Regions from separate parts of the Homo sapiens genome. Here regions 1, 3 and 4 are each linked to region 2. A link is a contact called in ENCODE Hi-C or POLR2A ChIA-PET data. All regions are on one chromosome and are shown on one strand. The core of a region is the stretch at or near the end of the contact, and the rest is flanking DNA. Distances in the headings are between cores, read along the strand shown. Region 1 has its middle 7.6 kb from the start of MIR3916. Region 2 holds the start of HNRNPU (heterogeneous nuclear ribonucleoprotein U). Region 3 holds the start of ZNF496 (zinc finger protein 496). Region 4 holds the start of FLJ39095 (a long non-coding RNA gene).

Region 1 (6,368 bases), core at 1,194-3,693, 2.3 Mb before region 2:
AACATGCTTCTGCAGTTTCTTGAGGGATGTTATGCCAATGATAAACAGTACCATATGGGCACAAATATCAAAAGAATTCTGCTTCAACAGCAGAAGTATAACTCTCCAGAACCTTGAAGACCCAGGGCAGTTGCATGAGTAGTATGGTCTATGGAGGTACACAGGCTTTGGAGTTACAGTTGATTCTGTATCCCAATCCAGCTGCTTAGTAGCTGTGGGGTTTTGGAAGTTTCTTGACTAGGAACACTTATATAAACCTCATCTGCAAGAAAAGGCATAATGATACTGATTGCAAATATTCTTCATTCCTCCCTGTATACATGTCCTTTGCAAAGTGCTTTTATAGCTGCTCCCTTCAAGAGGCAAAATCTGTATTTCAAAATGTTTAGAGTCTTATTTGCTCTGGTCAACAGAAAACTGAACATATAACAGTGTGCTAGTCTGGGACCTAGGTTCAAAACTTGAGTGCTTTTGTTTTTCTTTCAGAATCCTGTTATCTCTATGATAATAAGCACACATTAACTTGCTGGGGAACGAGATACCACACGGAGAAGAACGAAGGTGCCCCAGTTGACAGGCAACTCACCCCTAGAAACAGCTGCAATCAGCATCTGCCCACACATGTCTGAAGGATCCCAGCTGAGACCAAAAGAATTGCCCAGCTGAGTTTAGCTTAAATTGCTGACCAGCCGAATCATGAGCTAGTAAGTTTCGGTGGTTTGTTATGCATCACTAACTAACTAACACACACACCCATTACAGACAGGATGTCAGAATTCAATGAGAGACTGATTACTAGTTACCTGCAAACAGTAGGCACCCTATAGGTATTGATTTTCTTTTCCCTTTATTTAAATTTGGATCTCTTGTTAGACGGTGGTGAGTTATGTAGAGATACATGTAGATGTGTACACGTGATTGGTGCATAAACTCACCCAGTCTCCCACACCATAGGAGGAAAAAGACAACCAATAGCCTGTTTATTAGCGCCAAGGCCAAATACCAATATCAGAAGTTTGTTTAATCTATTTTCTGTATATCTAAACTTTGGAAGTCAAAGCTGTGGAAGACCTGAAGACTGGGGATTAGGTCCTCCTGGGGGCTCCATTGTTCTTTTTTTGACTGTCTGATTTTTGGGAGGAAGATGGACAGCAGGCGGGGCAGCAATGGTCTACCTGTGGACACTCTCTTTTTGCAGCCCTTGCTCTCTCTAGGGCCCTGTCCCTTCAGCCTTTGGCCTGGGGAGAGACGTTGATAAGGAGGACCGATCTTTCACTGCTGGAAGGAAATGAGGGTTCAGACCGTTCACCTCCCTCAGAGCTGCACGGCAGTGTGACAGCCACTGGCCATGTGTGAGTACTGAGGGCCTGGAATGTGGCTGAACAGAGACGTGCTGGGAAGGTGAAATACAGAGTGAGTTTCACAGATTGACTACCGAAAATTATATAGTTCATTAATATATTGATGAATATTGAGATATTGATCATACATTGAAATGATAATATTTTGAATATATTGGGTTAAATAAATTATTACAATCAGTTTCACCTGTTACTTTTAATGTTTAAAAGGTGGCTACTAGGAAATTTAAAATTCACACGTGGCTTACATTTTATTTCTTAAAGGATTGCCTCCCTTTTTGAAATTTCAGGCTGCCTGATCAAACTACCAGAGGCCAGAAAGGTCATAAAATCTGAAATGTTAAAATCATTGCCATTATATTGTTTTCATTTGTGAATAACATATATATATTATTTATAAATGGATATAACCTTATACAAAAGGTTAAATGAAAATGCCCCCTGGGCTGGGCCAGGCCCAGCGCAAGCAGGAAGCCCTGCATGAAAAGGCTGCAGCCAAGAACCTGTCACTTTGTCGCCCTCAGCCCAGCGTCCGATCACATCCTCCGTCACTCAGGGACTGAGGGGGCGGGGCCTGGAGCCCTATCCAATCAGGGGCGCTGACGTAGGAACCGTCCAATCGGGCGTGCAGCCGGACAGAAGGGCGCGGCTTCCGGGATCTGGCGGGGCCTTCGTCTCTCCTGCCAGCCTCAGCTGGGTCGTCTTCTGTGCTCGGCGTGCTTTGCTCGGGGAAGCTCAGGTGGCCGCCACAGCCTCTTGCCCTCTGACCTGCAGGTATCAGGAGATCCATAGCTAAGCAGCCTGGACACCCGGGAAGCTGGGAAATGGTGAGTATGTGGGCGGGGTCCCGAGGTGGGCAGGGGGCTGATGGAAACGGGCTGGAACTGGCTGTGGCGGCCCCAGGCCTCCCCACAGCTGCCTCCGGAGTCTGCAGACCCGAGACCCCGCTGGACCCGCCCGGCCCTCAGCTTCCCCTGGCCTCAGGATGTGGGCTGGGCCGCCAGCCTCACCCGGCGTCCGGTCCGCTTCTGCGCTCGACTTCCGCCCGGCGCGTCCCCTCGCTGGCAGCTGTGCGGTGGCGACGGCAGGGGCCTGGGGGAGAGCCCCGACCCAGGAGGAGCCACTGCGTGGGAGGAGCTGTGGGCTGTGGGGTCCCAGGCCCTCCTTTCTCCTGGTAAAAATGAAAAGGGAATCAAGGTTTAAACGTTAAAGAGATTATTTGAGCAAAGAGCTGTTCATCAATGCAGAGCGCCCAGTCATGGTTTGTGGGTGCTTGGAGCAAAGGCTTTTGTAAGGGGCATAAGGAAGCGAACCAAATTCAGAACTTGGTTACAGTTACAGTTGTGGAGTCGCCTTATGTGGACTGTCCAGGTGGAAATTTCCTGGTTATTTAATGAGAGGTTAATTGGAGGTTTGTGGTTGGTTCAGGCTGAAAATCGTTTCTTCCTAAGGTAGTAATTTACAAGACATGTATTTCAGTTAGATTTTTTTCCTTAGGAACCGATGGTCCTAGTGCTACTTCAGTCTAATTGATTGCTAGTTAATTATTTTAAACACTCCAGAGGGGGACTGGTTTTCCACTGCGTTTCCAAATGTGTGGCAAGCACGGTCTCACATCCACCATCCTGTCCCCCCAGCCTGTGTGTCCTTTATTGTACATTTCACACACAGTGTTTTCATCATTTTTTCACAGAGCATTGGATGGCACTTTTTTTAGACATCTGTTTTCTGTTTGTAAACATTTTATGTGAGCAGAGAAGAATCACCTGACACACTGCTTTAAAAAAAATCTTTGTGTCTCTTCTTTTATCTTCCCCAGGCACAGACACCTTATCGGAATGTCTTTGGTTTGAGGTTCTGCTTTGGAAATTTTACAAGGTCATGTGTCCTCAGCCACCCTCCAGTCTTTTTCTGTGCCTGGGTTTCATAATTGTCTGGGGGTGACCCATCTCAAGGCATGTTTAGTGAACATTAGCACGTTGTTCCTTTCCTCCCAGAGGACAGCCTCAGTGATGGAGGTGGAGCCTCTTAAGGGAGCAGATGGATGCCCTGGGGCTGAGAGGAAGCTGGTCCTACCCTTCATTTACAAAGCTAACCCCTTAGGACATGCAGATTGTCTTCACCCAACTCCAGCGTCTGTTCCTTGGGGACACATTGCTGGTCAGCCAGTTGGATGCTGATATTGAGAAGAAAAAACAGAAATGATTTCTGACATCTGGATTCTCTCAGACTTGTGAAGGGGGAAAAACTGTTCCAAAGGACAAGGAAGACCCACTGCAGTGAGGGGGCGCGAGAATCTGCAAAGTCAAGCCACTTGGGGCACCCAGTGGGGCACAGTGTGGTGGCTCCTGGGCAAGGCGGGAAGGTGGTCAGTGAGCAGTATGGAAACAGAGGAAGGTCCCAAGTGATAGGACGGCCTGACTTGGCACTTGAGTCAGATTTGTCTGTGTTCCAATCAGCATTGCCACTTCCTGGGTTTTACACCTTGAAACATTTTTTTCACTTAATTCAACCTTAGTTTTTTATTAACTGTCAATTGCATTTTAACAGTAGAGTTTCAAAGGTAAGAAAATGTTTAAGAGGTGGATTTCAGAAAAGACATTACATATATAGTCAAATATTCACTTGTTAAAAATTCTGATTTACCTTTTTCTTCCCTAGAGTATAGTAAGTTTGTCAGGCCTGTTCCTTTTTAGGGGTGATTTTAAACAGAATCCCAGGGCGTAGCTGTGGGAATGCTACCAGGGAAAGTAATAGGGAAAATCCTCTTCCAGTATGGCTATAGGAAATGAATACATTTCCACAAAAAAAGTAGTAGATTAATTGGTGAATTACATTGCTTCATCAAAATATTAGTTCCTCTTTTTTGCAGGGTAGAGGACTTGTGGAGTTGATATCTCTATTATCTAGATGTCTGAGTTTAATACTGAATTTTACAAGATGGGACTTGGCATCTCCTAGATATGTTCATATGTGATTGTTTACTGAATGATTTGAATTACGGAAATAATGTGACATGTTTATTGTCTGAAACTGATAGAGAGTTTTGCTTTTTCTATTGAGGTATACAATGTAAGTGCCTTATAATTTTATTCTCTTAAATAAACACTGTGTTTGAGTGATTTTGCTGGATTCTTCAAACACTGAGCATTTTCTCATTTACAACTAAGTGAATAACCCTGACTGGGAAATAGAAGTCGGAGCCCAGTGACTCTAAGCCAAGGCCAATCTTGAGCCTGCAAAACAAGGTCATTGAAGACCCGGTTAGTTCTTACTGGGGAGCCTCCCCTGCAGGTGTCCCAGCCTGCACACCCCAACATGAAAGGAGCACTTTATACTGAGAGGAGCTATAGAGCCCTAGAGAGCTGGGATCCACAGGCAGATGCTGTTGGGGTCGGAGTCTGGAGGCTCTTTCTGAGGATGGAATTGTTATTGTTCTGGGGCTGTTTCTAGACTTTGTCAAATAAAACAAATTCACATTTAGATAAGAAGTTACTTACTTCAAAGGAGTATTACAACAGAGGGAAAGCACCAACTATATCTTCCAGGATCTCAAAGTTTAGGCAGACAAGGGCTTTCTTTCGTTTGGAGGAACAAACCAGAGTAGAAAGGTGAGAGTGAGAGGACAAGATGCAGGGTGGCAAATCAGATCCTAGATTAGAGAAAGTTTGACTCCCAAATCAGCCTGTTCTTAGGAGGGGCATAAATAGGAGTTGTATGTTAGCTCAAGCAAAGGGTGGGACAAATTCATGGGCCTAGGAGAAGGAGAGAATCTTAAGCAGTTTTGTTAATAAGTATTTTGTTCTAACAACTGAAGACAAAATTATTCAGCTGACTGTTTATAGGGGGAAAATGGGAATTTGAGAGTCTGTGCCTGGCTTTGTGATAGGTATAAGAAGGAGCTTCATCTAAGTTAGAGGGGTGTTGCTTTTTATTAAGCTGTTCTTGGAGAACACAGAGCTGAAGGATTTCATTAATCACAGCTATTTACCTGCTCCATCTTCCCCCACCACTTTCCATTGCCATATTCAGCTCTTCCATTTGACTGTTCCTGAGTTGTATCTTTTACAATAAACTGGTAAACATAAGTACAGTGCTTTGCTGAGTTCTGCGAATAGCTGTATCAAATTATTGAACTTGAGGAGTGGGTGATGGGAGTTTCTGATCTATAGGCAGTAGCCCAGAAGTATTGCTGGGCCCCCGGGGACGTGTGACTGGCCCCTGCCTTGGGGGCAGTGTTGTGGGACTGAGTCCTGAACCTGTGGGTCCTGTACCAACTTTTTTTTGGGTGGTGTCAGAACTGAGTTGCTCCAGCACCCTGTTGGTGTTGGAGAATTGGTTGGTGTTCAGCAAACTCCACACATTTGGTGTCAGAAAAAAAAGACATCACAGCCTGTAATCCCAGCACTGTGGGAGGCCAAGGCGGGTGGATCACGAGGTCAGGAGATTGAGACCATCCTGGCTATCACAGTGAAACCCCGTCTCTACTAAAAATACAAAAAACTAGCCGGGCGTGGTGGCGGGCGCCTGTAGTCCCAGTTACTTGGGAGGCTGAGGCAGGAGAATGGCGTGAACCTGGGAGGCAGAGCTTGCAGTGAGCCCAGATCACGCCACTGCACTCCAGCATGGGCGACAGAGCAACACTCCGTCTCGAAAAAAAAAAATAAATAAAAAAGACAAGACATCACAGTGGTCTGGGCTGGAGGCACCTCGGGGTGTCGCAGGATTGGGAGGGTCTATTCTCCTGCACACACACTGCACATTCTCCTGGGATTCCAGCTCTCTTCTCAGGATCAGACAGGACTGAGGACTTAGAAGCAAAGAGTTCTGAGGACAGACCCCGTCTTTAGTCTGCTGCCACTACGTGATTTTCACCCACTTGTAAACATACCCACTAGGCACTGACGTGGCCATGTCCCTCCCAGAACAAGGCTTCACCCTCAGGAATCCCATCACAGCACCTTTGCTTCTAGAGTTTCCCATGGAAAACCCACACAGGTGCCTGGA
Region 2 (6,684 bases), core at 4,185-6,684:
AAATTGGGCTTGATCGTGCTATACAAAAAACACAAAAACAAAAAAAGGGGTTAAGGCCGGGCATGGTGGCTCATGCTTATAATCTCAGCACTTTGGGAGGCCAAGGTGGGTGGATCAGTTGAGGTCAGGAGTTCAAGACTAGCCTGGCCAACATGGCAAACCCCTGTCTCTACTAAAAATGCAAAAATTAGCTGGAGGTGGCGCACACCTGTAATCCCAGCACTTTGAGAGGCCAAGGCGGGTGGATCCCTTGAGGTCGGGAGTTCAATACCAGTCTGACCAACATGGTGAAACCCCGTCTCCACTAAAAATACAAATAATTAGCTGGGCGTGGTGGCCAACGCCTGTAACCCCACCTACTAGAGAGGCTGAGGCAGGAGAATTGCTTGAACCCGGAAGGCAGAGGTTGCAGTGAACCGAAATTGCGCCACTGCACTCCAGATCAAAACAAACAAACAAAAACCAAGTTAAATAGAACAGCCTCTCGAGTCCTTTTAATTTAGCATTCTTGTCCCCTCATGTCACTCTGCTAACAACGTTCTATGTCTTCCCTCCTCCTGGAGGTGTTTTAGTCCATTTGGGCTCTTCTAACAAACATCATAAGCCGAGTAGCTTATAAACAACAGACACTTATTGGTCGCAGTTCTGGAAGCTAAGAAGCCCAGCGCCTCAGTGACTGGTGAGGGCCCGCCTCCCCACCCAGGGCACCTTCTTGCTGTGTCCTCACAGGGCAGAAGACACGAACGCTGGTCTCTTCAGCTCTGTATAAATTTTCTAATCCCATTGATGAGGGCTCCACGCTCATGACCTCGTTGCCTCCAAAGGCCTCAGCTCCTAATATCATGGGGGATTAGGTTTCAACACAGGACTTTTGTGGGGACACAAACGTTCAGTCCATAGCAGAAAGCAAAAGCCAAAGTCCTTTACAAAACCACCCACGAGGCTGCTGGTGATCTGTGTTTTCCTCTCTCCCCTCTCTCCTCTCCTACCCACTCCCATCATTCCCCGCAGGCCTGAATTCTTTTGTCTTCCTCCCCCAACCTCCCCAGCTTTATGGAGGTATAATTGGTATACGATAACTGCATATAGGCCGGGCACGGTGGCTCACGCCTGTAATCCTAGCACTCTGGGAGGCCGAGATGGGTGGATTGCCTGAGCTCAGTAGTTCACGACCAGCCTGGGCAACATGGTGAAACCCTGTCTCTACAAAAATACAAAAAAAAAAAAAAAAAAAAAATCAGCCGAGGGTGGTGGTGAACGCCTGTGATCCCAGCTACGAGGGAGGCTGAGGCACAAGAATTGCTTGAACCCGGGAGGCGGGGGTTGTAGTGAGCTGAGACGGTTCCACTGCACTCCAGCCTGGGCAACAAAGTGAAACTTTGTCTCAAAAAAAAAGAAAACCCTGCATATAACTAATAAATCTATACATATTTGGTGAGTTTGGACAGACATACACACGCATGCTACCATCACCACATTCAGGAAAATGAACATATCCATTACCTCCAACAGTTTCCTTGTGTACCTTTGTCCTTTTTTTTCTTTTTCATTTTCCCTTTTTTTTTTTTTTTGAGGTGGAGTTTTGCTCTTGTTGCCCAGGCTGGAGTGCAATGGCGCAATCTCGGCTCACCGCAACCTCTGCCTCCAAGGCTCAAGCGATTCTCCTGCCTGAGCCCCTCTAGTAGCTGGGATTACAGGCGCCTGCCACCGAACCCGGCTAATCTTGTATTTTTAGTAGAGACCATGTTGGTCAGGCTGGTCTCAAACTCCCGACCTCAGGTGATCCGCCCGCCTTGGCCTCCCAAGGTGCTGGGATTACAGGCTTGAGCCCACACTGCTCCCGGCTCTTTTTCTTTTTCTTTCTTTCTTTCTTTTTTTTTTTTTTTTTAGACGGAGTCTCGCTCTGTTGCCCGGGCTGGAGTGCAGTGGTGCGATCTCGGCTCACTGCAAGCTCCGCCTCCAGGGTTCACGCCATTCTCCTGCCTCAGCCTCCCGAGTAGCTGGTATTACAGGCGCACGCTGCCACGCCCAGCTAATTTTTTGTATTTTTAGTAGAGATGGGGTTTCACTGTGTTAACCAAGATGGTCTTGATCTCCTGACCTCATGATCCGCCCGCCTCGGCCTCCCACAGTGCTGGGATTATAGGCGTGAGCCACCGCGCCCGGCCTTTTTTTTTTTTTTTTTTTTTTGAGACGAAGTTTTGCTTTGTCCCCCAGGCTGGAGTTCAGTGGCTCAGTCTCAGCTCACTGCAACCTCCGCCTCCCAGGTTCAAGTGATTCTCCTGCCTCAGGCTCCTGAGTAGCTGGGATTACAGGCGGCCACCACCACGCCTGGCTATTTTTTGTGTTTTTAGTAGAGATGGGGTTTCAACATGTTGGCCAGGCTGGTCTCGAACTCCTGACCTCAGGTGATCTGCCCACCTCAGCCTCCCAAAGTGCTGGGATTACAGGTGTGAGCCACCACTCCCGATCTTGTTTTTTGTTTTGTTTTGTTTTTTTTGGGGGGCGGGGGGGAATGAGAATATTTAACGTAAGATCTTAACGGGTTTTTTTCTTTTTCTTTCTTTTTTCTTTTTTTTTTTTTTTGAGACAGGGTCTCCCTCTGTGGTCCAGGTTAGAGTGCAGTGGTACAATCACGGCTCACTGCAGCCTTGACTGCCGGGGGTCAAGTGATCCTGCTACCTCAGCCCCTTGAGTAGCTCGGACTACAGGCGTACCACCACAGCCACCTAATTTTAATTTTTTGTGGAGATGGAGTCTCACTGTGTTCCTCAGGCTGGTTTCGAACTCCTGGCCTCAAGCCATCTTCCCATCTCGGCCTCTCGAAGTGCTGGGATTACAGACATGAGCCGCTGGGCCTGGCCAGCAAATTTTTAAGTGCAGGATACTTTGTTAACTGTAGATCTCTGGAACTGCCTCATCGTTATGACTATAAAATGTTTTTGAGAAAGTATTGAAAAAATATTTGCTGAATAAATTGTGTGACAAAGTATAGCATTTCCTTTGCTTAAACCTCAAAAATGTAAGCTAGACATGCAGAGCACCAAAACTTTGTAGTTACCTCTCACAGATCAATTATTCATAGGTCATTCTTGAATCATTTTTTGTTATTGAGAATTAACTTGTCTCCTCCGGCACGCGGTATTCTTGGTAGCCTCTAGGATTTGACACAGGGGGAATTTAAATTGTCTTAGAGGTCCTTCAGAGATTTACAGGAAGTGACCTGCACTTTAACAGGTCTCTGTAGAGCAGGACTATCATGATAGCATTAAAAATATAAGAAGCAAAAATGATCAATAAGATGTCACCATTTGTACTTTGAAGTGGTAACATAAGACTATGGAATGGCATATTTCCTCTGTTTGTGAAAAGGATAGTATGATGATGGTTCTTTGAGCAGAAATTGTTTTTCTTTCAAATGTTGTCTAAGACAGCACAATGTAATAGAAAGCCCATTGGTGTGGGGGGTGAGGGTCCCAGCTTCCTGGGCAGTAAAATGAACAGGACTGCAGATCGATCTCCAGGCCCCATCCAGCTCTAAAGTTCTCCAAAACTTTTGGAGATAAAGCCATAGAACTTTCTTGTGAGCATCAAAAGTTGTATTTCATGTTTATTTTTGCAACTGACTTAATGTTCCAAGAGTGACTGTTACAGATCTACTATATGTAGATATACAATCTTTGTTTTCATAGTTTAGTGTTTTCCAGTAAATGAAATTTGTTTTCATATAACTAATATTTAAAGGTGTAAATAATATCTAGGACACATAAATTTAAGGAACCATCATAATTGTATTTAACTCTGATTCATTAAGGGATTAGTTATCTAGTTTGTGAACATGTAAACCCCCTGTAGCTCTCTTCCCATTTCTGAACGAAGACAAAATTTCAAATTCCAGTTTGTGGCTTATTCATAACCTTCAAAATTATAACCAAAGGCTAAAATGAGTTTCTGGCACTGTTTGGAAGTTTCTATTTTGGGGGCTATCCTCACCACTTAACTTGAACTGGGGATTATCAGTAGTACTGTACATAGTCCATTAATTTCAAGTCAAATCATTTCACAAGTGTTAATATTTCACGTATACATGACTGCAAGGTATGGTAGAATGCTTCATAAAAGCTACCGAAAATAAACTTCAAAAATAAAATGTATCAATTAGTTAAATCATATTAGCCTATGGGAGAAATTTCAATGTGTTTACTTCCAAATTTCAAATTAATAATGGGGCAATATTATTGTGCCACCTAGAGCACCAAACAGTGGGTATAAACCATCTCCTTAGTCAGATGGAACACTGGCTGGACACTGCAGATTATCTAGGGTTTAAAATGTTAACTTCTATCACGAATCTAAATTCTGACTTCCCTATCTAAAACTTCGAGACATCACATCTTTTCTTTAAAGAGAAAAAGTAAACTTCTAACATATAAAATAACGGATTTCAAGAGCGATAGTCCATTTTTCTTTTTACAAAATCACAGCCCTTGATTTTTCGTAAACTTTAAGTTTCAGAATAATTTGGTCAAGAGTATTTCTACAGGAATAGGAAGAGAATCAAGTGGGCCTATAATCAAAGACCTAGTTGGGTCTCACCCTCACGGTTAGCTACTGGGACTTCGTAGCTGATGACCAGGTCCTAAAGTGGACAGAACAAGTGTTACTGGAGGTCCGTCTTTGTGGTAGCTACAGAAAACTTGGAAATGCAATTCTGAGGTTTATTCAGGGTTATTAAGAGCATGAGAATAGCTGCCCTGCAAAGGCAGGTACACTAAGGTTTGCAGTATGGAGTAGTAAGCAAAGCCTCTACTTCCCAGGCCCCGCACCCGGGGTGTGGAACAGACAAAAGAACGGTTCTGCCCTTGCCCTTCTCGAACTTAAAATCCAATTCGCAAGGCAGGACTTACACAAATTAAACCAAATACGGTATTATGAGGAAAAGAGCCGCTGCGTGTAACAGTTGCCAATGTATGCTATACCAGTCAAAACTGAAATACGATTTGAAGGAGTTTTAAACGAAGAGCTGGAGAAACACATAAGAAGGCAGATCTAAGATGGAAGAAAAGGCGGATTCGGGTTGAAACGCCAAGTTGAGGACTGAAGAAAGCATTTGGATAAAGCAGCCTCCAAGCTGGGAAGGAGAAAAGCCAAACGAGTATAGCCACCAAAGACCCAGAAAGGCCAATATATCATGCAGTGAGTCGGTTGAACTGAAAGGCGGTTTCCTTTTCCTCCATTTGCTCAGTCCCAATTGGAAGCGCACTGCGCGGCCTCCACCGCGCTCTCGGCCCGGGTTCGGCGTGGGGGCGGGGAGGTAAGTACGGTAATGGGCGGGGCCGAGCGCGGGCGCGCTCCGGCTTTCCTCCTGCGCAGTGCTCCCGTCAGCGCAGGGGGCGGGGCGCCTATATTACGTGCGCGGCGCCGCTCCTGCGAGAGGACGTTGCGTGCTCGCTCGCGCCAGGCGAGTCTCCGCGTCTCCCTCGCGAACTCGGTGAAAGGAATTGGCGCCGTTCGACACCAGGCGGATCCGCTCTGCAGCACGAACCCATCTCCAGCCGCAGCCGCAGCCGCCGCCCGGGCCGAGGAGCAGCCGCAGCAGCCGCCACCAGTGGCCGAGTGAGCGGAGCCGAGTTTGAGGCAGCGCCTAGCGGTGAATCGGGGCCCTCACCATGAGTTCCTCGCCTGTTAATGTAAAAAAGCTGAAGGTGTCGGAGCTGAAAGAGGAGCTCAAGAAGCGACGCCTTTCTGACAAGGGTCTCAAGGCCGAGCTCATGGAGCGACTCCAGGCTGCGCTGGACGACGAGGAGGCCGGGGGCCGCCCCGCCATGGAGCCCGGGAACGGCAGCCTAGACCTGGGCGGGGATTCCGCTGGGCGCTCGGGAGCAGGCCTCGAGCAGGAGGCCGCGGCCGGCGGCGATGAAGAGGAGGAGGAAGAGGAAGAGGAGGAGGAAGGAATCTCCGCTCTGGACGGCGACCAGATGGAGCTAGGAGAGGAGAACGGGGCCGCGGGGGCGGCCGACTCGGGCCCGATGGAGGAGGAGGAGGCCGCCTCGGAAGACGAGAACGGCGACGATCAGGGTTTCCAGGAAGGGGAAGATGAGCTCGGGGACGAAGAGGAAGGCGCGGGCGACGAGAACGGGCACGGGGAGCAGCAGCCTCAACCGCCGGCGACGCAGCAGCAACAGCCCCAACAGCAGCGCGGGGCCGCCAAGGAGGCCGCGGGGAAGAGCAGCGGCCCCACCTCGCTGTTCGCGGTGACGGTGGCGCCGCCCGGGGCGAGGCAGGGCCAGCAGCAGGCGGGAGGTAAGAAGAAGGCGGAAGGCGGCGGAGGCGGCGGTCGCCCCGGGGCTCCGGCGGCGGGTGAGTGCTGCGTTGTACGTTGCGCGCGGCGGGAGGCCCGCGCGGGGTGGGGACCGTGCCCCAGGCCTGCCGGAGCCCCGCAGGGGGAGGGAGCCCCGGGCGGGAGGGCGCCGCGGTGAGGGTGGGGGAGGGGGCGCGGGGAATCCCAGATTAGCCGAGAGGCCTCGGGCTCGGGGCGTGTGTGTGCGCGCGCGCGTGTGTGTGTGTGTGTGTGTGTGTGTCGGCGGTGGCAGCGCCTCCATTATGTGGCTCGAGAGCCGGGGGGAGCTGCAGCTGCCGCTGTAGGGGGAGGAGCCGCGGGCGGGCGGCGGGAGGGAGCCCGGT
Region 3 (6,318 bases), core at 3,028-5,527, 2.5 Mb before region 2:
GCCGAAGCTGCAGCAAGTCGGAAGGCGCGCCGCAGGGGGAGTTCCTTCCTCAGGAGACTGCAGTCTTTGCTCTTACGGCCTTCGACAGATTGGATGAAGCCCGCCCACGCTATGGAGGGTAACCCGCTGCATTCAAAGTCTACAGATTTAACTATTAATCATATCTAAAAAACAGCCTCACAGAAACACCAGACTGGTGTTTGAACAAAAACTGAGTACCACAGCTAGCCAAGTTGCCTCATAAAATAAAACGTCACACTTGCTCCTTATTTTACTGGAGTGTTGGCAAAGTTGGAAGAAGCCTGCCCCAGGCTCTCCCTGCCCAGATGCTGTGGACATGCCTCAGGTCCAGAGGCAGCCTTCCCTGCCCTCCGGCTCCCCGTGGGCCCTGGGTGCCAGCCCTCCCTCCTCCAGGCGATGCACTGCAATTTCTCCCATCTTTAAGATGAGACCGTTTTTCTCCACAGGGCTGTGTCCACTCTCATCTCCCTTCTCTTCCAGAAAGTGCCCTAGCCCAGGAGCTCCACTGTCTGCTTTGCTCAGGGGCCTCTCTACCAGATTCAATGGGCAGTGTTCTTTCCTCATCGGATTTGATCTTGGCGCAGGATTTATCCCCCTGACCTCTTTCTCTCCTTGAAACACAGGTGCTCACTTGGATTCCAGGGCTCCACACCTGCAATTTTCCTTTTATCTCAAGGCGGCAGCAGCTCTCCCTACCCCCTTCTCTTGCCCTCGTCCTCCCTCACTTTCCTCCTCCTACTTCCCCTTCTCTCCCTTCTCCTCCACTAACCCCTTGGGCTCCCACGGTCCAGGGCTGGCATTTCGCAGGGTCTGCCCTCCCTGGGGCTGCTTCTCAAAACACACTCAACCCTCTCAAGCCCCAGCTCCTGCTACATACGGTGACTCCAGATTTCCACCTCCAGCCACAGCTTTCTATCCCAGAGGGTCATCCCCACTTGTCTCCTGGGCATCTGAAAACCAGCAAGTCCCAAATCCACCAATTCAACCCCAAACCCAACCCCTTCCTGGAAACCTGCTTCCTTGCATCTGCCATCTCTAGAAGGCCTGTTCAGTCACCCAGTTTCAGCCCCAGTCACAGCCGTTCCTCACTCCTCTAACACAGGCAGCATGCCTTCAACACAGAGCCTGGATTGGGCCTACTGTTCACCAGCTGTGCCTCCACCAGTCAACTCCAGGAACCGAGCATCTCCTGCCGGGATCTCTACAACGATTCCTAACAGAGACTCTGCTTCATCTGTTCTGCACAGTGATCTTGATAAAATCAAGATTCCGTTAGGCCACACTCCTACTTGAAACCCTCTAATGACTATAACATCTGGTGACCTGGTTCCAGCCTCACCATTCTCTCACTATTCCTCTGCCCAGCTGAGCAAGCACACGCTGTTTCCTCTGCTGGAATACTCTTCCCACACACCTCTGCTCAGGAGCCCCCCACCTGCTCTCCACTCAAATGTCACCTCCTGACAGAGGCCCTACCTGAACATCCCCAGCACACTCTTCCCCACCATGTTGTATTTCTTTCATGACACCGATCACCAATGGCGTTATATTGCAGAATCGCTGATTTATTATTTGATTCCCCTCCCAACTCCTTGGATCATTCTTCTATGGTCTCCCCATGGATCGAATAATCATTGGCACATAGCAAACATTTCATAAAAACAGATACAATTGGCAACATTATATTCATACAAACCTAATACACGCACACACTGGGCATGATGATGGTGCAGTCCTTGAGCAGGGTTTACAGGCAGGATCCTCTTCCCGATGCTTCACCCGTGGTATCTGATACAACCCCACTTCATTCAGAGGCGAACACCTTCCCCACGGGCTCCTGTGCCCCCACCCAGCTCTATGCCATCCCTCTCCTCTCACTCACCAGCCCACCTTGCTTCGCACCGCTCCCCCTTAGGGCCTTTGCTGTCAAGGTGGTCTCCATGTGTCAAACAGGGACTCTGACCAACTACTTCATCTCAAATACCACCTTCACAGTAAGGCCTGCCTGCCCTCCTCTTTAATACCATGACTGTTACCAGCCCCTCCCCAGCACTCCTGACTTCCTGATGCCTCTCCACTTTCCTTTTTTTCTGTAGCACAGATCAAAGAGAGCAGGTCATGTTACTGATTTTGCTTCCTCCAATAGCCAGTTGTGTTCACAGATGTACCTGAGCACCTGGAAGGCTGGCTGCCTAGCACTCATGAGTGTACAGTAGGTACTCGGTATAGGTTTGCTGAATGACTGAATCTTTGATCCTGCACAACCATCCAATGAGGTAGACAGCATCATCCCTGTTTTCTGGATGAGGAAGTTGAGGTACAGAAAGGTTATGTAGGCCTGAGGTCACCTGGCTAGGAATTCATAGGGCAGGATTTAATCCGGGTGCCTGAGTCCAGAACCTTGACTCTGAAGCCCTGTTTTGAGCTAAATGCAGCAGCAGCATAAACAGCCCGTTTTGTGCCTCAAAAGGTGAACAGTGGGAGGCACAGCTGGGCAGGGACGTGTCAGGTCAGGGGAAGAAACTGAATTGGGTAGTGGGGATTAATTGGATGCTGTCTGCCAGCAATTTCTGCCTCCTGCATTTTATCTGCTTTAGGGTTGCAAGGGGCAGAGCTATGAACACGGATGCCCACTCAACAGCCAGTTCCTGGGCCAATCAAAGGGTTGGGAGCTGTAGCACCAGAGCTCTGGAACCCCACAGACTAGGATGTTTGCTAGAGCACCTAAGCCCTACCAGCCTTTGATGACCCCTCGGTTCCTCCCAATTCCTCTCCTCCATGTCACGGTTCCTGGCTGGTGTTCCTGAGAGTGGGCTGTACATGAGTTCTGTAAATGCCAGTCCAGTTACGTCAAAGGGGGTGGCTCTCACTTGTACCTGTAGGCTCCAGCTAAGATCTGCGTGGCCCTGCCCGGCATCTGGCTGTCATCCGGGAAACAATCACTGTTCACAAACAAGGGCTTCACTCCTTCGCTCGCTCCATCTCCTGCTAAAGTCAGAATGTGAACACTGACAAACAGCGGCTCCCAGTAACTCTGCTAGTCAGAAGTGATTATTCCAGCAGTTCAGAGGAGGAAGTGGCGGTGCCCAGGGCCACGGGATTAGAAGAGCAACGGAGCTAAAGGATCCCGTGCCTCAGTCCAACCACCTTGTTCCCACTTACTCAGCCGGGCCACTTTCTTTGGAGAAACTGATTTCCTTCTGCTTGCCCTTGAAAGGGGATCCGAAGGAAATCGGAGCTACCGGCAGTAGCTACCCTCCGGAAGACGGAGAATCTTCTCCACCTTCTCCTCTGCGTAGGAGAATCCAATTTCGGTGCAGAGCAGATGGCGAAGGGGCCATGGGAATCAGACCTGCTCAGGGACCGGGTTCGCACTTTCTCTCAAGCTCTGGAGCCTGAAAAATGAGCATTCCCCGGGGACGACCCATGTAAGAATTTGGGCTATATTCAGCATAGTGCAGCGGCCAGCAGCCCTGTCTCGGGGTGGGGTCCGGAGGCCCCCATTTCTGCTTGCCCCTCACTGCCACATAACCTTGGGTCAGAGTCCCTCATCCTCTCCCTCCGCCACTGTGCACAGCTGCAACCGTGTTCACTTCAGCGAGCAACGAGCCCCGTGACCCCCACTCAGGGTCAGGACTCACCGCAGCCCCTCTGCGCAAGCCCCGAGGCTCTGCGTGGCCTCCGGATGCGCGGCCTTTCCTAACCCGGGGACTCCGCACGTGGGCGCCAGGCCCGGAAGGCGCGGATGTGAGCGCTACCTTCGGCGTCCCGCAGCGGCAGGAGGGGCTGGGCGGCCCGGGCTTCGGCTGGCGGCGGGGGGGGGGTCGCAGGGGAGTCTGAAATGAGGCGGCCGACGGCGCGCGGGGCCTCCTCTCTCCGCTCCATCCCGCACCCCCAATTCCAGCTTCCATCCCCAGCCGCGACTCCCGGTCGGCCGTTCCGGGCGTCCACTGGCCGCGTGTCCTGGGGGCGCCAGAGAAGGAGAACAGCGGAGAAAAGAGCCCCGGGCCGACCTTCCGGACCGGCGGGCCCGCGGGGAAGCCCGGGCGCGGCGACGTGGCTGACCCACAAAGCCCCCGGCCCGGCGGCCAGGCCCAGGCGCGCGCGGAGCGGGGCGGGCCGGGGGTGTCGGATGTCACCCCCAGCGCACACCTCGGCCGGGGGGCGGGGGAGCGAACCACTGAGATGCGGAGACCTCCCCAGTCCTAGAGCGGAGCAGGAAGTGTCCCAGGGGAGGGAGCCGGAGGGCTCCGGCCTTTCCTTTCCTCGGCGTCCGGCGGGCTCCCGCGGCGGCCAGGCCTGCGCCGCCCGCCAACAGGGACGCGCCGCGGCGGTGAGTGCACCCCGGCTCCCGCGGCCGGCCCCGCCCCGCCCTCCTCGGCCCGCGCCCGGCCTCCGCGGCGCCGCCTCCCAGCCCAGAGCCCAGCGCTCAGGAAGGTGCGGGCGGGGGAGAAAGCAACACCATTGTTTTTCAGGCGCCTCCATTTGCCCCCGAGCCGAGCCGTGGCTTTCCGGATGATCGGGAGACGCGGTCTGGACGGGCCGGGAAAGGAGCCGGGCGCCTGCGGAGACCCCGCCTCAGCGAGTACGCCCGGCCGGGCGGGCTGGGAGGATGAGGACGGCTGCCCTGGACTTCCGCCGCCACAGGAGGGTTTTCGGCCGGACGCCGGGAGGGAGCTCCAGGCTGTGAGGTGAGGAGCCCGGAGCCGGCGAGACGGGAGACGCGCGTGTGAGGGAGACCGAGGGCGCGGAGGGCGGGCTCCCCCTTCCCTGGCCCACAGCGACCTTCTCCTTCCCTTTCTGCCGATCCAGCTCGGTCCCTCCTCCGCGAAAGGCTGGGAGCTCGCTCCGCCCCTGCGGGGCCCTCCTCCGCCTCACTCACGTTAGTTCATTCATCAGGCATCTCCTCCGAGCCTCCGACGCGCCAGGTGCCGCCGTGACAAAGACGGACGCGGCCGTCTGGTTGGAGACGATCCGAGTGGCAGCCCGGGTGGGCGCCGGTGCTCGGGGGGGCGGGCCTGAGTAGTCCTGGGCGCTGCAGGTGTGTGATGGGCGCCGCAGGGGGCCGCCGAGCAGGGCGGGCGGGGCCCACCCCGGGCTCCAGATGCCGGAGCCGCCCTGGAAGCGATCCGGTGGTGGGGAGCGCTGTAATGCGTCCAGCCCGACGCCGCCACGGCCCCCATATGGGTTTCTGTGTATGTTGTTACTTTGGAAAGCAAAGAGATTCAGAGCAGTGGGTGTTTCTGGAACCACTCAGTTGTTCCGTAGCTTTTCTGGCATCACTTGTCTTTCTGTGAAATGGGAGTGAGGCCCGAGTCCCCCTTCCCACCTTGTGAGCTGTTGGAGGTTAAGACGCGGCCACGCTGGACAACCTCGTGCAGATGGGGGAGTGGCAGGCACTGCCGGTCCTAAGGATCACAGAGGCCTGATGGCAGAGAAGGGGACTGTGAGTGTCCCCATGTGCCCTTTCACGGGCCCAGCGTTCTAAAGTGGGAATCATAAACACCAGGTATACTGGTTGCTGGTCTCTTGCCACCCTAGTTGTGGCAAAAGTGTCGGCTAGTTGTCTGCACACCAGCGGGGAGGTGTAGGGACCCCTGAGTCCCACCTTGGGGGTGTGGCAGCTGCAGTGTCCAGGGGTTCTTTGAGGGCTGAGCTGTGCAGTGACGGACCCACTTTTCTGTCCTGGCCGAGGAAGGGCTTTGGCGAGTGTGCAGTTGCCTTCAATGTGGTTTGAAGAGGGCAAGGATAGAGAATAGGGTGGAGGCGAGGTTGAAGGTCAGGGCAGAATTGGCAGAAGGCTCATAGGAAACCACTGATACTTCTAGATGCAGTGTTATTTGTCCCTGGTAGACTGCATGTAGCTGTCTCATGTGATGTTTTCCCTTGCCTCCCATTGCAGACTCTGCTGGGCAAAGCTGATTCTGGCTGGGTTGTCCATCCAGCACGCAGCACCATCAGCCCTCTGCCACCAGAAGGGTGGATTTTCCATTCCTGGATGTGCTTGAAGGCTCATCCGATGCATGTCTTTGTCATTCCAGCTCCATTTGTAAAGGTCTTAATAACAAGAACAGTGACTTCGGCTCCGGAGCTTCAAGATAGTGGCCTGCTTGGCCTGCCCATCTCGGATCTCTCCAGGAGGACCCAGCCACCCAAGGTACCAGAGCGTCTTGATTACATCTGCATGTGGCGCTGTTGGTTTCCTGGGATGCTCAAAACAGCAGTGTCACGTTGAAATGCCACCACTTTCTCCCAGATTTCCTGTCTTGTTCATCCAGTCACCCACTTAACGGGAAT
Region 4 (6,744 bases), core at 1,748-4,247, 2.2 Mb before region 2:
GCATTTTCATCAGCAAGCAGCTGAACGATCACTTTCCTGGCATGAAAATCTGAAATAGCCTTTTGAGCCGCATCTTACAAACGGGCAATAAAATCTGGATAAGGCTCCCTTGGACCCTGTCGAACTGAGTTAAAACACGGATAAGTTGTACCAGGGTTGTGAATTTTTTCCCAGGCTCTTAGGCATATAGTTCTGACCTGATCAACAACCTCATCACCCATTACCATTCTGTTGATTTAGAGTACCCCATGTGATTCCAAGCAATTGATCAGATGTGATATTAACGGGACGTTGGACTTGAGCATTTCTGCATGCCCGATTTGTTGCTTCATCTGTCCACCAGGTTTTAAATTGGAGAAATTCAGAGGGGGACGGAGTGGATTGGGCTAGTGCCTCCCAATCCATAGGTATTAAACGCCTGTTATAAGCCACAGATTGTAACAAGGAATGAACATAAGGAGAATTTGGCCCATATTGTCCAATTGCTTGCTTTAAGTATTTTAATATTTTAAAAGGAAGTGGCTGCCAGCATGCTTGAGCATGTTCTCTGGGCTCCTCAACTGGCGAATTAATTACCAGAAACTGCAAAGCATCCAAATCCCCCATTTCTCATGCCTGGCGAATGGATGACGGGATTGTCCCCGTGCCATAATTTGTATTTGGACCGGCTCGCAGCATTCCTCTACCACAATTAACAGGTGGTAGAGGATCATTCCCTGATCGTAATTGGCTGTTAGGCGAGCCTGAAGCTTCCCTTCGCCATAGTTATTGGTGGGGCCTGCAACAATGGGAGCGGCAAGCCGCGTCTCAGGCTCCAGTTCCAAAAATTTGTAAGGCTGAGCCGGGGGTGGCCATTCCAGACCTTCCCCTAAAGGCGAAGTAGGTGGCACTGTTTCTTTTATAAGTTTTTGGAGATTAGCATATATACCTTCCCGTTTCTCGGCCTTTTTAAAACTAGACTGTGATGGTTGATTTTGCTGATCATTAGACTCCTGATTATTAAAGTTTTCTATGTCATCCTGAAGCTCCTCCTCAGTGTGGAAGGGCTCCAGTGCTGTTTTAATTGCAGGCCACGCAGACCAAGCAAGAAGGGAATATCGTGGCCCTCTTGTTGTGCTCGTTTTAAGTCTGATCCGACCTTGTCCCAGTCTTTTACATTCATGGTTCCATATTCCGGGAACCAAAGAGAATACTTTTTTACCAGATAGAACAAAGATGGGAGATTTTGGGTACTCACAATTACCCCTCCGCGGCGCAGTAACTGCCGGACAAGGCTTCAGTAATTAGCAAACTTACTCTCAGCCTGACCCATAGTTTCCGGAGGTTACCCTGGAATTTTCCGAGCGCCCTACTTACCTGTAGAGCTTGAAGTGAAAACGTACTCGGGCGTCCTTTGTCAGTCATCCTCCACTTTCCACTCTCTGGCATTCCTTCACTGGATTATTTGTAGAGATTACCGGGAGCCCGGCGTTGGGCACCAGAGACCAGCCTGGGCAACTGAGGGAGACCCCATTTCTACGAAAAAAAAAAAAAAAAAATTAGGCAGGCGTGGTGTCCAGTGCCTGTAATCCCAGCTACTCCATGAGAGATTGGACAAAACCTGGGACCAGAGACTGATTTTCTTCTAAAATGCTTTCTCCAAAATATTTTTAAAAGAAAAGGGGGAAATTGGAAAGGAAAATGTTTTGAGCCCCCCAGATCACTAAGCTAAAGGGGAAAGTCAATCTGGGAACTGCTTAGGGCAAACCTGCCTCCCATTCTATTCAGAGTCATCCCCTGCTCACTGAGATGAATGCATATCTTATTGCCTCCTTTGGAAAGGCTAATCAGAAACTCAAAAGAATGCAACCGTTTGTCTCTCACCTACCTGTGACCTGGAAGCCCCCTCCTGGCTTCGAGTTGACCCGCTTTTGCTTCAGGTTGTCCCGGATCAAACCAGTGTTCATCTTACATATGTTGATTGATGTCTCCTGTTTCCCTAAAATGTATAAAGCTGTCAGATACAGTCAGTTTCTCTTCCAAGGTTTGGCATGTTAACTTTCTTGTTTTTTTGTTTTCGAACTCAACTTTCTTGTTCTCCATGCCTCCTTGCCCTTAGTTACTGTAAACAACCTTCCGTCAGTTCTAATCAATAACTCACATCTGTTCCCTTGGTTACCTGCTCTGCACCCATTTCTCCCTTGGAAACCGCAAGTCCCACCATTGTAACTCACATCCCCCTTCCCCCTTCCTTATTTGGGAAAATATTCACAAATAGCCAACCGGGTCAGTTTAGATCGTGCGGTCTGACCCCAGCCCATGCCAGAGGTAGGGACTGCGTTAGGAATAAAAACCCCTGCTTTCCTCTGTTCAGTGTGCTCTTGCGATCGTGATTGATGCGAGCAGCACGCTTCTGCAGAAGTAAATTGCGTTGCTGAGAAAACTTTCGCTTGAGTGCTGGTTTCACTTTGCGGCACCGAGCATTTCTCTCCAACAAAACCAAGCTGTGCTCTGACCACCTTGGGCACATGTCATCAAGGACATCCTGAGGCTGTGTCATGCATATGCATCCCCAACCTTGGCAAAATAAACGTTCTAAATACTCTTACCCCAAATGCTCAGGGAGACTGATTTGAATAATCATAAAACTCCAAGCCTGCACTCCAGCCTGGGAGACAGAGCAAGATTCTGTTTCAAAAAAATAAAATAAAATAAAAAAACTCCGGTCTCCCGCACAGAGGACACTGCGTGAATTACTCTTTCTCTATTGCTATTCCCCTGTCTTGAGAAATCGGCTCTGTCTAGGTAGCGGGCAAGGTGAACTCCCTGGGCAGTTACAGAACTGTCATTATATTGCTTCCAATTTTATATATATATATATATATAAAAGGCACAAATAGCTATAACTTGTATACAGGTTAAATGTGAATGTCCTTCTTGCATGGTCGGATCCCAGCGCAGGAAGGACGCACCGCCTACAAACCGCTAGGCCAAAAGCGGTCATTCTGACCTCATCCAGCCTCACGTGAGATCGCAATCTCCTGTCACTCAGGGCCTGAGGGGCGGGGCCTGAAGCCCCATCCAATCAGGGGCGCTGGGGTGGGGACCGTTCAATCAGGCGCGCCGCCGGAAAGGAGAGGGCGGCTTCCGGGATCTGCCTGGCGGTTGCTTTGTCTCTCCTTCGCCGGAGCCGGCTCTTCCTGTTAGTCTCCGCTGCTAGTTCTTGGCTCTGGGAGGCCCAGGTGGCTCTGCAGCAGCCTCTGCCACCCTGTGACCTGCGAGTATTGGGACATCCCTAGCTGACGCCAGGACACCCGGGAAGCCGAGGAATGGTGAGTGGACTGCGCCTGGCTTCCCGAAGTGGAGAAGAGGGCTGGTTGAAACCTGCTGTGGCGCGACTCGGGCCTCCACGCCATCGGCTCCGGAACCTGCGGACCGAGTCGCCGTGGCGTAGCCGGGGCTCAGTCCTCTTCTGTTCAGGGCCGGGCCGGGCGGGGCGGGCAGCGGAACCCCTGCATCCTGTCTGTACCTGCGGGCGCCACTTCCGCCGGCCGGAGCCCTGTCGGGAACCCCTCGCCTCCCCTATCCAGGTAGTGTGGTGACCACGGGAGGGTGATGCGGGAGAGCCCCGACTCGGTGTCTCGGTGTGCGGGGTTCCAGCATGGGAGGAGCTGTGGTTCATGGGGCTTCCAGTCCCACCTTTCTTCCCCTAAAATTAAGCCGAGGCTTTGTTAAAACGTTAAACCGTGTGTTTGAGCAAACGGCGATTCATAAACCAGGTACCGCAGTCATGGTTTGTGGTTTGGGGTCCACAGAAGGGGCGTAAATGAGAGGCTTTGATAAGGTTAATGAGGAAGCAAACCATATTCTTTTTTTTTTTTTTTTTTTTTTTTTTTGGAGACGGAATCTCGCCCTGTCGCCAGGCTGGAGTGCAATGATGCAGTCTCACTCATTGCAACCTCTGACTCCCGGGTTCAAGCGATTCTCCTGCCTCAGCCTCCCGAGTAGTTGGGATTACAGGCGCCCGCCACCACGCCCAGCTAATTTTTGTATTTTTGGTAGAGACAGGGTTTCGCCATGTTGGCTAGGTTGGTCTCGAACTCCTGACCTTAAGTGATCCGCCCGTCTCGGCCTCCTAAAGCGCTGAGATTACAGGCGTGAGCCACCGCGCTCGGCCAAAATATTTTTCTGTTTACAAACATTTTACATGAGAGGAAAGCGGAGAATAAACCATCTGACACTCTACTGTAAAAAAATCTTTGTGCCTCTCTTCATCTTTCCTAAGTGTGCATATTACCAAAATGTCTTTAGGTTGATGTCCCCCTGTGAAAACTTTACAGGGTGTTGTGTCCTCAGCCCTTGGTCTGCTTGCTCATCTCTCTGCTAATACTGTGCTGTCCTGAATATTTTTGGTTGAAAATCTTAAAAGTATGTTAGGCAAGACATAACTCTTTTTTTAGATGACTGAAAATCATTAGACATTTGTCATTTTTACTAGGTATGAAAAACTAGTTTTTCTTGCCTAAAAAAGCCTGATTTGGGAATTTATGTGATTTCACAGGAATAGCATCTGGAAGTGGTGACATTAATGTCATTTTAAAAAACATGTGCCATATTTCCTCTTATTCCATTCTGCCTTGACATTGTGCAATAGAAATTTAAAAATTGTATTAGTAAATTGTTAAATATCAATTATTGGTTTTATTTACTACTCAATTAAATTTAATAAGCCTATTCTCTCTTGGTGTAATCACATGGAATGGGCTCAACTCCCCAATTAACAAGTGACAGCACATATAAAATATTGTCTACCAGGGAAACTCATTAAACACTTAGTGTTCAGACTGTGTTTTGGTGTCTGGTTCCCTAAGCACCACTGCAGTGACACAAAATAATAGACCTTTAGCAGAAAAAGTTTTGGCAACTATATTGCATAAACCATTTAGATGCAGTGAGTCATTCTTATTACTTAGGTTGGTGGAATCCCTTTCAAAATGTAAGTTACTAATACAAACAAAGATTGAACTTTGTGAGCAGGCATTTTTAAGAATAAGTAGTCTTAGGACTGATATTATTAACTCACTTATGCACATCAGGTAGGACTTTATTATGGCAGATACTAGAAATGTACGAAGTGAAATTAAGAGGTAACCTAGCAGCACATCTTACTCCCTGGATTCTCTAATGAGATGGGTATTTCCACTTTGCTGTTGCCTTTTTGAATAGTTCAATTCTAGCATTAGTACTGCTGTGTGGGAGGGAGTATGTGTGAACAGAGTAAGAGTTGTGACAATCAAGTCATAGAATAAATGCTTGGAAATTATCAAATCATGTAAACAGCTTATGAATTGAGTATAGATTCCCAGTGCTGTCAGTCTCACCCATCCTTCTATCCACATGTGTGGAATGTTCTAGGACTCGGTGGCTTTTGAGGATGTGGCTGTGAACTTTACCCAGGAGGAATGGGCTTTGCTAGATTCTTCTCAGAAGAATCTCTACAGAGAAGTGATGCAGGAAACCTGCAGGAACCTGGCTTCTGTAGGTAAGAATGACAACACATTTCAGTTAATTACAGAAGTCTTTCCCTATCATCAGTGCTATTTATGATTTGGAATGTGGCAAGGGAATGATTTGGTGAATAAATCAGGCATGGGCACTGTGTACAGTGAACATTAAATCTAGTAATGTGTCTACAGTTTGTAATAATTCATGATAATTTTATGGGTCTGCATTTTAGGAAGCCAATGGAAAGACCAGAATATTGAAGATCACTTCGAAAAACCTGGGAAAGATATAAGGTAATTTGCACTGAGCAGAGGAAATAAAGTCCTCTGAAGGAATCTTAGCATGTCATGAACTTAAAAACAAGCAATCAAAACAAATAAGAGTCACTTGAAATTTATTTATTTTTAGAAAAATTTCACCCAAAATGTAACGTACTTCAATGTAGCAGTCAGTGTTTGCAAAAGAGTTTACTTGAAAATAGTACTACAAAACTGTGTATATGAATATTACTATTTTGGTCATAGCCATGCAGGTGGTAGCTGTGTTTTCAGTAGTAACCCATTTACTTTGAAATAATTCAGTCATGGCAAAAAAAAAAATGCATTTTCCCTGATATTGGTAGCAGTGTAAGTCCAAGACCTATTAATAAGTAGAAAGTTATTAATAAACCAACCAATAATAATGTGCTTGTCATTTTTTTACAGAAATCATATCGTACAGAGACTGTGTGAAAGTAAAGAAGATGGTCAGTATGGAGAAGTTGTCAGCCAAATTCCAAATCTTGATCTGAACGAGAACATTTCTACTGGATTAAAACCATGTGAATGCAGTATTTGTGGAAAAGTCTTTGTACGTCATTCCCTCCTTAATAGGCATATCCTAGCTCACTCAGGATACAAACCATATGGAGAGAAGCAATATAAATGTGAACAGTGTGGGAAATTCTTCGTTTCTGTTCCAGGTGTTAGAAGACACATGATAATGCACAGTGGAAATCCAGCTTATAAATGTACGATATGTGGGAAAGCTTTTTATTTTCTCAATTCAGTTGAAAGACATCAGAGAACTCACACAGGAGAAAAACCCTATAAATGTAAACAATGTGGTAAAGCATTCACTGTTTCCGGTTCTTGTCTAATACATGAACGAACTCACACTGGAGAGAAACCCTACGAATGTAAGGAATGTGGGAAAACATTCAGATTTTCTTGTTCTTTTAAGACGCATGAAAGGACTCACACTGGAGAAAGACCCTATAAA

The links. A loop is a pair of places that touch in the nucleus more often than their neighbours do. ChIA-PET counts read pairs that join two places held with the same protein, here RNA polymerase II (POLR2A). Pooled maps may share reads with other maps.
Region 1: a pooled map shows a loop between it and region 2 (14-fold over the local background). The contact joins the enhancer-like site here to the promoter of HNRNPU in region 2. A Hi-C loop is called at or near these places in 1 of 37 single-sample maps with no recorded cell type and 7 of 50 pooled maps. POLR2A ChIA-PET finds 5 or more read pairs at or near these places in 1 of 52 experiments (RWPE1).
Region 3: a loop to region 2 is called in a map of naive thymus-derived CD4-positive, alpha-beta T cell, with 10 times the contacts of the local background. The contact joins the promoter of ZNF496 here to the promoter of HNRNPU in region 2. A Hi-C loop is called at or near these places in 1 of 168 maps with a recorded cell type or tissue (naive thymus-derived CD4-positive, alpha-beta T cell) and 9 of 50 pooled maps. POLR2A ChIA-PET finds 5 or more read pairs at or near these places in 3 of 52 experiments (activated T-cell, common myeloid progenitor, CD34-positive and naive thymus-derived CD8-positive, alpha-beta T cell).
Region 4: a map of B cell shows a loop between it and region 2 (17-fold over the local background). The contact joins the promoter of FLJ39095 here to the promoter of HNRNPU in region 2. A Hi-C loop is called at or near these places in 1 of 168 maps with a recorded cell type or tissue (B cell) and 12 of 50 pooled maps. POLR2A ChIA-PET finds 5 or more read pairs at or near these places in 2 of 52 experiments (activated T-cell and activated naive CD8-positive, alpha-beta T cell).

Annotation. Positions count from the first base shown.
Region 1 is chr1:247,206,511-247,212,878 of GRCh38, reverse strand. No RefSeq gene overlaps it. Among named protein-coding and RNA genes, the nearest start is that of MIR3916, 7.6 kb to the right of the region's middle. RefSeq lists silencers at 1,821-2,080, 2,221-2,430 and an enhancer at 1,915-2,414. Within about 2 kb of position 2,443, at least 35 of the 41 ENCODE cell types and tissues checked have a DNase peak (open chromatin) inside an H3K27ac peak, as active enhancers do.
Region 2 is chr1:244,863,293-244,869,976 of GRCh38, reverse strand. It overlaps HNRNPU (heterogeneous nuclear ribonucleoprotein U), which reads left to right and starts at 5,434. Exons shown (of 14, transcript NM_031844.3): 1 at 5,434-6,360. The coding sequence starts at 5,670. It overlaps LOC124904588 (UPF0764 protein C16orf89-like), which reads left to right. Exons shown (of 4, transcript XM_047439568.1): 3 at 5,246-5,314; 4 at 5,391-5,495. The coding sequence ends at 5,495. RefSeq lists enhancers at 707-1,306, 5,005-5,064, 4,398-5,228, 5,229-6,060 and silencers at 5,285-5,384, 6,365-6,684.
Region 3 is chr1:247,329,826-247,336,143 of GRCh38, reverse strand. It overlaps ZNF496 (zinc finger protein 496), which reads left to right and starts at 4,277. Exons shown (of 10, transcript NM_032752.3): 1 at 4,277-4,354; 2 at 4,497-4,712; 3 at 6,063-6,178. ZNF496-DT (ZNF496 divergent transcript) reads right to left here and starts at 4,090. Exons shown (of 3, transcript NR_168399.1): 1 at 2,898-4,090. LOC124904574 (a long non-coding RNA gene) reads left to right here. Exons shown (of 2, transcript XR_007067004.1): 2 at 1-269. RefSeq lists enhancers at 1-331, 4,103-4,397 and silencers at 2,303-2,597, 3,710-4,189, 4,320-4,429, 5,000-5,239.
Region 4 is chr1:247,100,764-247,107,507 of GRCh38, reverse strand. FLJ39095 (a long non-coding RNA gene) reads right to left here and starts at 2,997. Exons shown (of 3, transcript NR_147502.1): 1 at 1,868-2,997; 2 at 1,357-1,515. It overlaps ZNF669 (zinc finger protein 669), which reads left to right and starts at 3,152. Exons shown (of 4, transcript NM_001142572.2): 1 at 3,152-3,311; 2 at 5,395-5,521; 3 at 5,717-5,777; 4 at 6,189-6,744. The coding sequence starts at 3,309. RefSeq lists an enhancer at 2,907-3,201.